Regions from separate parts of the Homo sapiens genome. Here region 1 is linked to region 2. A link is a loop called in an ENCODE intact Hi-C map of the cell type or tissue named here. Cell type or tissue: PC-3. All regions are shown on one strand. Links, peaks and the distances in the headings refer to the core of each region. The heading gives the core; the rest is flanking DNA.

The links. Hi-C counts contacts between places; a loop is a spot of excess contacts. Peaks named below come from ENCODE experiments on the same cell type or tissue, not always from the same donor. Only the 100,000 strongest peaks of a DNase experiment are listed, where the experiment ranks them.
Region 1: a loop joins it to region 2, with 4 times the contacts of the local background. A loop is called at or near these places in 11 of 110 quality-filtered maps.

What each region holds. Positions count from the first base shown.
Region 1 is chr3:191,374,760-191,380,152 of GRCh38, reverse strand. CCDC50 (coiled-coil domain containing 50) reads right to left here. Exons shown (of 12, transcript NM_178335.3): 6 at 4,564-5,091. Among named protein-coding and RNA genes, the nearest start is that of UTS2B, 47 kb to the right of the region's middle. RefSeq lists a silencer at 3,059-3,353. In PC-3, for the core only: no CTCF peak of the experiment used is centred there; a DNase peak (open chromatin) is centred at 3,202; H3K4me3 peaks cover 842 bases; H3K27ac peaks cover 2,678 bases.
Region 2 is chr3:191,139,397-191,144,789 of GRCh38, reverse strand. No RefSeq gene overlaps it. Among named protein-coding and RNA genes, the nearest start is that of OSTN, 57 kb to the left of the region's middle. In PC-3, for the core only: no CTCF peak of the experiment used is centred there; a DNase peak (open chromatin) is centred at 2,869; H3K27ac peaks cover 1,283 bases.

The sequences.
Region 1 (5,393 bases), core at 123-5,122, 240 kb before region 2:
AAAAAAAAAAAAACTCAATGTAATAAAACAACCGAGGATGTTTTCTGAAAAGTTAAGAAATTTAAGATAAAGGAGATTTTTCTTTAGTAGCTAACAATGACAATACTACCTCTACTCCAGAATACAGTGTGGGGTGCATTAAAAATATTTTTGCCCTAGGAATGGAAGTGGCAATGTAGATAATGCATACATTTAAACAAAGATATCTAAGCAAGCCTGCCTGGTAAAAAGTCCCCTCTCACATAGTTTCTGCAACAGCAGAAATTTATGTAAGAAGTTGCAAGTGAGGCCCTGGAAAAATACAAAGTGAAAAAAAAGTCATTGAAAACAAAAATAATTTAAAGAAAAGCAAATTACAGAGTCAGAGTTTAAAAGAGGCTAAGCTGTCAAGGCTGGAGGAGAGTAGAGGCTTCTTTCTATTTATCTCAGCCTGCATACTTACTACTTCCGAGGGAGCAGGAACAGCAGCACCTGGCAGTCATGTGATAATACCTGTGAGACAAGCAGTGGTCCTGCCATGGCTTTTCCTCTGAGAGTAAATAAACCCACTCGCTTTAGAACTTCCCCACAGCTTTGATCAGACTGATAGCACTGTGACATCTTAGGGAAAATATAATCAGAGCTATATTGAGAGCACAATGACCAGAGTTCTATTCCAATTTATTCCTATAAAGCAATTCTGGCTTTAAACTTTTACTTGACAGTGTGAGTGTATTATATTCAGAATTAATAAAAATTTTGAATACAGTGAACAAGATTACTTATCTGAAATAGTTCATTTCAGTAAATTAACTATTCAGAGGAGAAAGAAAATGTACTCCTGATTGTCTCTTTATGCCAGGGGTTGTCAATCAGGGCTATATATTCGAATCACATGAGGGTGCTTTGAACACGTATAAAAATATTTGCCCCAACCCCCACAGATTCTAAATTAAGTAGCCTGGGTGTGCCCTGTCCTTGAGTAAGTTTGTTTTAAATCTCCCCAGTTCATTCTTACTTGCAATTAATATTGGCATCACCTGTTTAGTGTATTATGTCCATTAAAATTACTGTAAATTAAAATGATTTTTGTCAAAATCCCTCACCACACTTGACTCACTTGCTGTTAATCTTTAAAAAAATAAAATACAAGTAAACACTGGGCAAATGATGAGAATGTAAGTATTTTGTGAAGCCCACCTTTGTACAACTTTCAACCTGGCTTCTGCGGCTTCAGAAGCCACAGACTCATACACATCTGTATTTCCTACAAAGACAGACTAGTAAACATGGCTTTCTTAGCTTCAGACCTAATAGAACCTGATTGCACAGATCACTTCAAATCAACTCTAGAGCCACGGAGTCTTATGCTGGGCTGGGCTTAATCTAGATTTCTAAGTGGTTTGGGACAGCAAAAACAAACAAACAAACAAACAAAAAAACAGTGGCATAGTCCCAAGAGTGGACCATCTGAAATAGAATATAAATCTCCCTGAGTTATTTAGCTTAGTCAGAACTAGGAAGGCAGATTTCAGAGAAAATGAAATTAGATAAGGAACTCAGTACTGGGCAATGTCAGTGGACAAGATAGTCTGCTATATAAACCATGTTCCAATCTATAGAAAAAATGATACTTCAATAAGCAGCCCAAAGCTTAATTAAGGATGACAGAACATGCCTACCTCCTTCACTTTTGCCATACAGTGAAATAATACAGTGGGATGTGCTCAAATTTCAAGAGACCAAATTTTCTCCACTATTATGCCTCCTAAAGTACACCACAGAATTAGCCAAGAAGATTTTTCACTTTCAGTTTTATTAAAGACACATTGTTTTAAATTCTACCAAAGACAATATTCCATTGAATAGTCTAATTGTTTTGACAGGGTGATAAGACTGTAACCTCTGGCAGTTAAAAAGAGAATGATGACTTAGTAAGAGTCAGAATCTGAGGTAATATCTCTCAGTTCCAAATATTTAGAGGGGAAATGGTTTATTTAAACCCTTGATGTATCACTGGAATCTGTAAATCTCATTAAGTAGAAAATCTCCACAGCCTGGAATACTAAATTTCTGCACTGTCAGGATGCCCATTCTCTGCAGTGTCCTCTGGACCCAAGGTGACAAAAATTTTTGTAAGGATATAGAAAAAGAACTCACAGTGCAGTGTAAGGCCGTCATTAAACAAAGATGTCCAAAAATTTTTTAAATGTAATTAACTGAAGGAAATTAACAGACTAGCTTCCCTCATCTCAGTATCCTAAACAGACTCTAGAAACTAGCTTTCAAAAAATCAGGTGAGTGGTATTTTCAAGTTCCATATATATCTTAATTTCACATTTCCTTGTCTTTTTCTGTTCATCATCCTTCAGATGGAGAACACAAGAACATCCTTAAATGAACACAAAACTTCAGCCTTAAATAAATTTACAGAATAAAATTGTTGAAAGTACTGACAGTCAAGATAAATTTATTCTGAGCTTGGAATAAGGTAAAATGATAGATTCTTTTTGATATCATGTAAGAGTATTTGTAATAAGCCAGTCTGACATTTAGGGAATGCCACAGTATATCTGACTAACAATTCACAGCAGAACAGTGCAGATATTTTATGGCCCTGTGAGTTTAGAAGTTAACCTGCAGAAAATGATGAGCCATTAAGAATTTATAGTCCAATAGAGAAGTAACTCCGAAAGGTTAAGTACCCATTGCCCTGTAGAAAGTTATCTTATACTTAATTTAAAATTTTATTTTGCAGTCCCTTTCAACTGATTCTATTAATGCTGCTCTGCAAATGCTCTTAGAACCAGCTCCGTGTCATCCTGCTAGTTTCTTCATTATTAATGTAAGTTTGGCCTGTCCTAACAACTTTAAGAATTGTGCTTTTACAACAGCAAGAATAGATGCCACTACCTAGTAATTATATTTTAATGTAATCCTCTGACCTGTTCCAGGGAGTTACAAAATCAAATGCCTACGGGGGCTAGAAAGGTAAAATATAAAAAGCAAGCTGAATATAAAATGATAGAAAAGCAGCAGCTCATGTTGTAGTCGTTTTAATATCCGCCTGGTAACATTGTTTTTCAATCCCTTGTGCTGGCAAAATAAAAAACAAAACATTTGCAATTCCAGTAGTGGAGCCTGTGAGTCAGCGTTTAGTGTCATGCTTCCTCAGCCTATTTAAAATATCCTGGAGCATAACTAAAAGCCATAAAGCCTAACTAGCCCTCAGAGCACTCGTGAAAGTCAGATTCACAGAAGCAGAAACGTAGAGGTCAGTGTACATCATTCTTCCTCCATACTTCCCCCACACCTTTGGAACTTGTAAACCTCAAAATGCTAGGGGTGTAACCTCCTCATAAACCTACTCAAGACAGATTATATCACACTTTCCTCTATTTTTCCGCAGCTCTTTATGTCTTCCTAACAAAGTGGATCTAGTTTGGAATTGTTTACAAAGCCATCTTTCTGGCTGAAATCCAAGCACAAAGCCTAAGACAAGGATATTTGTGGCAGCTACTCAGAATGGCTTCTGGAACTAAATTTTAATTTTCTGCATAACCAAGTCCTTCAATAAGAAATAACATGACAGGAAAAACCAACTTAACCTGAATCCGCAACCTAGAAACAAGTTCTCTGACCACAGATAGAGCTTGACTGGCTCCTTGGTACTATGATTCCTAGTGTTACAGACACATGGAAAACATCACCTCAGCAGTTTATAGAAAATAGAGCCATTACTGCGTCAATGATGGACTTCAGAGTTAAGCCTCAGGGGTGCCAGAAATTTGAGGTTTATCTATAATATTTACCTCATTCTTATATAGGTACCAAGAACTTACCTGTATTGGTACTTTAGAACACCAACTGTAGAGTTAGAGCTGGAGAAAGTTACAGCATAAAAAGTAACTTAATGCAATGACTTTAAACTTTTAAGTTCCTAAGAATCCACCTCCAGGTCTAAAACATGTCCAAACTGCCAGGCCTCACTCCAGAGATGATAATACATGTGAAACCCAGACATTTCCATTGTTAGTTAACAGCTGATTCTGATGAAAATGAACTGAGGCATATTATTTGAAAAATACTTTCTTAAAAGACTGCCTATCCAACTCCTCATTTTACAAATGAGAAAGATGAGGTCTAAAAAATACAGTATTTCCGGCTCTATCGGCCTTTTAGTTAGACAAACACTATCAAGACAGGCTCATCAGCTCTTCTGGGTTCACTGAAGTAAAACCAGAAATTCAGGAGTTTTGATTTGGTATCAGAATCTCTGATACACAGTCTCGGTAAATGAAGAACTATATCTGGAATGGGTACCTCTAATACAACCTGGGCATGGAATAACTCTCCAAGAAATCAGTGCATTCTCACAGAAGGGAAAAGTTACAAATATTTTCCTTCTTCTTACAGACCTGAGATTAAGTGTATACCTTTTATAATATGTTGCTCTAGGATTTATTTCAAAGTCATGAGCATGAACTAGAGAGAAAGAAAGGTTGCTTAAGGTACTTATTAAATTCATTGGTTTGTAGTTATATACATGATACCAGGACTTCCATCGAGACTGTCCTCTATTACCTGCGTCATGGAGGTGGAGCTGCTCCTCACTCTCTGAGAATGGAGGAGTCCTGGGCCTGTGTCTCCTTTTTCTGTGCTCACCTTGCCCATGGTCCCTCCCATATACAACTTCCTTGCAGTGAAGCCCTGCTTTTTGTGAGGACTTGGGTGAAAGTCGATCTTGGTGTCGAGACTGTTTTTCCCAATTTCGAGTCTGATGGTTAATCTTAGTCTCCCAGTCATCACATTCAGTGCTCAGAAACACTTCACCACTGATCGTGGGAAGCAGAGGTCTCCGAGGCCTCTCCTGAGTGGACCGTTTCCTTTCATGCTGCTCATTGTTAATATGGGGATTGTCCCTCCCTTTGCCCGAGCTAGAGGATGACAGGGATCTCTTCGATGAACAATGTTGTTCTGGCTCTTCCAAGTTCTCCAGTGGATGTTCTGGTTTCTCTTTCTTGTGCTTCACAGTCTTTCCATCTCTTTGGAGTCTACAAGGTCTTGAGAATCCAGAACCCAATTCCCTGGCCCTCCTTGACCCTGGTTGGTCTGAGTGGAGGCAGAGGGATGTGAAAAATAAAAATGCAGATTAATTTAATGAGAGTTATGAACTCACTACACAGGGGGGAGTCTGGGCTCCAGTTTAACGTACTTTAAAAATGGAGAAAATTGCTTTTTCAACTTAAATTGAGAAGAGGGGATGAGCATTACTGAAACAGTTCATGCATACCTAAAGAATTCTGGGTACATAGCCAAAATGGTAAGAAACTAAAGTGAAACAAATGTGAAAGAAGAGCTTGATCACGATTAGGTAGAGCTAACAACACTTTAATATTTGCCAATAACAAAAT
Region 2 (5,393 bases), core at 148-5,147:
ACTCTGTCTCAAAAAAAAAAAAAAAAAAAAAAAAAGAGCACTGGGTAAAGGAAGTCGTGTTTTATTCTTAGGTCTGTAATAAATGACTGTGTAATCATATTCACCACTTTCCCCTTCCTAGTCTCAGTTTTCTTATACAAAAAATATAGAGTGGGTCAGATTGTGTCTGATCCTATTCTGCTTTTAATTCTTTGGATCCTTGAGCTTAGGGTATAAACACTGACTTCAATAAGAAAATAAAAACTGTCATATTTTCCTTGAAAATTTAGTGGCTATCATTTTTATATTGAGTGTACACGATTTCAAGTTAGCAGGCAATTGCCTGGAACATTTAACACAGTTTTAGCTATCAAACTTACATGATGAGATTTTCCTGGAATAAAGGCCACCTAAATAAATTTCCAAAGCACTCTATGGGATTCTAATCTGATGTCTATAAATTATTATACAGACGTAAGGGTTTAAGAGTCCAAGTTATTTTTAAAAGTTGAGTTGACATTCAAAAGTATGCTGTGCTGTCAAACCAGGCAGCTCAATGAACAGTGGCATGCACTGGATTCTTATTAACCCCTTTGATTCACTGTTCAGACCACCAAAACACTGGCATCCTTATACACTTGACATTGTAAGTCAATTTTGAAATCTTTTATTAGTATAAATAATGACTGCCTGAGTGAAAACATAAAAGTTAAATTGGGCTTCCTCATAAAATCACTTTTTGGGGTTGACATGTTCTCCTGGCATCCAGAGACCTATCATATAGACTGACAAGCAAAACTAACTAGGCATGAGGGACTGCTCCAAGTAGATCTCCAGCCCAGCAACGTTATAGCTAATTGAAGAACAAGGACAGGGTAACTTCTCAGCTGTTTCTAAAATTACATCTTTATTGTTTGAAAACATATGCATGATCTGTAACCTGTGTCTGGTGCAATCATTTTGAAGTCACCTGATGGGAACAGGACAGAGTGAATACTACACCAGGTACTTTTCTGGCTTCTCAAATATGGGATAAAATGATAGTAAGGTAAAATAAACCTAATGTAGCCGAATTACTGGCTTTTTTCCAAAGGAATTTCCAGTTCATGTTGCCCTATATGATAAACAAAGACACCATAGACTGAAAAAAAGTTTTAACAGGAATTTAAGCTTTTAGAACCTCTAGACAGTTAAAGAATCTTTGAGATTATCACTTTAAATGATGACCTATGTAAGGATAAAGTGATGTACTTAAGGTCAAACACTAAGTTTAATCATCAGAGGTGTAACTACAATTTTATCTTGCCTTGGTCAAATATTCTTGGACACTTAGACTGAAATTATTGCCCAAGACTTGCACAGGTCTGAGCAAATGCATGCTGTCCTCAGCCAGTGGCCCTGCAAACGTCAAGACAATGGGCTGTTATTCCTTCCAGTCCATTGTCTTGGTGCTTACAGGTCACTGGCTGATCTCTGAATCACTCCTTAAATCCAAATTTGAGATCCAGTACTCTTTGTCCTTCTTTAAATCTCCTCCAGGTTCACCCCTTCTCATTTAGTTTATTACAGAAAAAAGAGAGAGATTTTAGCTTATTTTCTGCCATCAAGAGAGGGTTCAACTGTTAACATTTCCTAGAAATGATTTGCCTTTATTCTGAATTAATAAGGCCTTGGTCCTTAGAAACACAACAGCTTGTATTTTTTCTATGGAGAAAAGGAAAGTATTTTGTTTCTTGAGCTCCTCCTTTTTAGTGTAAGATGGAGCTGAAATATATTGTTGAGAAGAAATTAAGAAGAAATTAGCAGCAATAAAGAACAGGAAAGGGATTTCCAGGCACAGGACATAATACCTGTAAAGACTGTAAGATAGAAAAAGAGTTGAGTAGATGAGAAGGAGAAAGAAATCTGTAATGTCTGGAACATAAAAAGTGAGAAGAAAGTTGGAAGGAAATAGGATTGGAGGAACAGTATAAGGATTGGCATTCATGGTGCTGTAGAATAGGGTAATGATTTACTTTTTTTTAGCCTAAATGAAATGAAAAGAATATTGATGGCTTCATGGATACAGATAGATCATTTATAATTTTAATAAATATCCCTAATGTAATGGAAAATTGATGAGGAGGATGAAACAGTAGAAGAGGAAAAAGATCTAAAGAGATTATTGTAGGAATCCTAGTGAAAAAGAATAGTGGCTCAGATTAAGGTGACAGCACAAGAGATGAAGAATAGTGTATATTTTACATATTTAAAACCAGTGGAGGTAAAATCAACAGGATCTGTTGGTGAATGGATATATTTTAGAAAACTTGATTGATGGTGCTGGGGATTATATTTGACGAGGACATTTAAATCTGAGATGCTCATGAGATATTTGCTTAGAGATTTTAAGATGATTACATATTTTATTCTTTTCTAAGTGTTACAGAATTGCCATAATGCAAAACTCTCAAAGAAAATCATTTTATCATTTTTATATCTTCAGAACTGAGCATGGTACATAGCTCATATTAGGTAATCAGTATATATTACTGTTTATTCTATGAACTGTTGAAGTATAGGATCCAGATCTGATTTCTTATTTAGAGAATACTAGTGAATATAACTAATGGTAATGGTATCTAAGAAAATTATAAATTTAGAGAATGGAAAGAAGAGAGATGAGAAATGAATTTGGTGAAGTAGTAATCTTTGATCTTGAAGGCCTCATACGTGACTTCTCAATGTTGGTGGTATTGTTACCTTAAATCCTTATACCCTTGACTATTGCTAACCTTGGAGTTAACTTAAATCTGCTAATTTGTATAAGGATTACATACTGAAGCCAGTCATCCTTAGGGGAAGTCGGGAAATCAAACAGTCACTTAGGAGCTATTTATAAGTGTTTGAGCCGAATGATATCCTGAATACATCGCAACATGACTTCCAGGATATGAGTAAGAAGGCTGACTCATTTAGTCATATTTGGGTGCCACTTACATTTTCTTATTTCATGCCATGTCCTGTGAGGCACTTAAATTTTTCAAGAGAAAAAAATAATTATTTCCCCTTATTTTAGAATCCTTTACAAATAACAACCCTAAAAGGAATTTATCACTATTATAGAGAAGAGACTGATCAGACGGTGGTAGAATCTTGGCCTGGGAAACTAAAACAAATGGCAATGACGCTAACATTGGTCTTACAGCTGGGTTTCTGACTTTAGTTATACGCAGGGTGATTGTACGCAAATTATTTTGCTTTTTTGAGTTTTAGTTATTATAGGTTTATGTGATACATGATATATATGTATATGTGTCTATAAGAATATATATGTAATGCATGTATATTTATTTTCTTAGTTTCTTAATAATGAATATATATGAATATATATGTATGTGTGTATATATATTCATTATTAAGACATTTTAGATTCCCAGATTATTTTGTTTTCTATGTCACTACTAGATTCCAAGTGACTAGACATTATTTTGAAATCTTATGTCCAGGGGATAGTAAAATTTATCTTATTATTCTTTCCTGGTTGAATAGGTGATAAGAGACAATAGAAAATTCGGGGTTTTTAATACCACATGTCATAGTCTAAATGTTTGTATCTTCTTCAAATTCATGTGATAAAACCCAGTCCCCAATGAGATAATACTAGAAGATAGGGCTTTGGCGGGTGAATAGATCATGAGGGCAGAATCGTCATGAATGGGATTTGTGCCCTTAAAAAAGAGACTCCAGGGAGCTAGCTAGTCCCTTTCACCATGTAAAGATGCAGCAAGAGGACATCCTTTATGAGGAATGGGCCCTCACCAGACACCAATATGCTGGTTTCTGGATATTGGACATTTCAGCCTCCAGAACTGTGAGAAATATGTCTTAATTGTTGATAAGCCACACAATTTTTGGCATTTTTGTTAAAGCAGTCAAAATGAACTAAAACACCACAATAATACAAATAGTTTATAGGGCAATATTAGAGAACCTGTCAAACCAAAGTGCTCATTTCAGATCTAATTCCAGTTTAAAAAACATGGGAAGTAGTGCTATTTCTTCCCATATTTCCGGGCCTATGATAAAAGTACCAATGTAGAGAACAGATTGTGGCACTCAAGAAATATTGCTCACATTTTAGGATTTTTAATGGGTAGTGCCCCTAATATTCAACACAGGATTACATTGTTCACACATTGGATGTTTATAAACAGGTAGTTAAGATAAAGATTGTGTTACAGATAAAGTTTTAGGAATTTAAAGAAATCATAAACCTCAAGTAAGCTATGTGACTTTTCCAAGTCTTTGAATCTCTGACACATATTTTGCCCATTTATAAAATGAGGAGATTAGATGATCATTAGATAATCTACAGAAAAGAGTGACATATTTTGCCTTTTTATAAAAAAATGGGGATTAGTTGATCATTAGATCATCTACAGAAAGGAGCGTAGTATGCATGCAAAGTGTTATACGAGAACTGAATTTGAGTTGCATCATTAATGATGAGGAGTAATGAAACCGATGAAAGGAAAAAGTAGTTTCACTAGGGGATATAAAAGAAGCAGAATGTCAAAGTGGATATAAGCACGGTGTTTGTAGAACAGTGAAAAGACTTCAACATGATTAATCATCAGGTTCCATGAGTTTGGTCAACAGTTGACACAGTTTCCTCTGAAATCTACACATATTTCACCCAAATCCCTTGACAATTTAATCCTTTACTGGTCTTGGATTAAATCCTAATTCCCACTGAAGACAAATTTCATTCAGATCTTTGCTGATCCTTGAAACACATCATTTTGGTGCTTTGCAAAGACGAAGACATTGAACAGCGGTTTTGTTTTGGTTTTGTAATATGACATTTGGTAACTTCACCACTTCTCACATCTGGTTCCAGTTTGAGATGAAACCACTTAAACCTCCATGCACCCACTGAAAGCTGTGGTTTTGTCACAACACTTTGTCACAAAAATTGTATAAACATATAAACAGGGAAATAGCATGCTGGCTTTGTTTTAAAGTTTTGACTTATTCCTCTGAATTCAAATGAAATATATTCAGTAAGAACTGAACACGAACAAAATTATGCTAATCAGACCAGCCAGCAATGTTCCATGCTGCCATTAAAAATCTGTTTATATGTACTAGCATTCAATATGATTGTTTACTTCAGAGATGTTAACATACTAGTGGTTTCACCACTTTCTCTTTTGAAAAACTAGATTTTACCTTTTATTCCTGAGTTGGAAACAAGAGGAATAGCCACTTTAGTTTTGGATATGTGTGTATTCATAGCTAGACTTTATTAATATCAATCACTTTAACATCTTCACCACCTCTGGCTCACTAAATTTATGTCCCATCTTGTCCCTCTCAAGCTTAGAGTCCATCCATGCATCATACTGGCCTTCTCATCCTACTAATCTTAC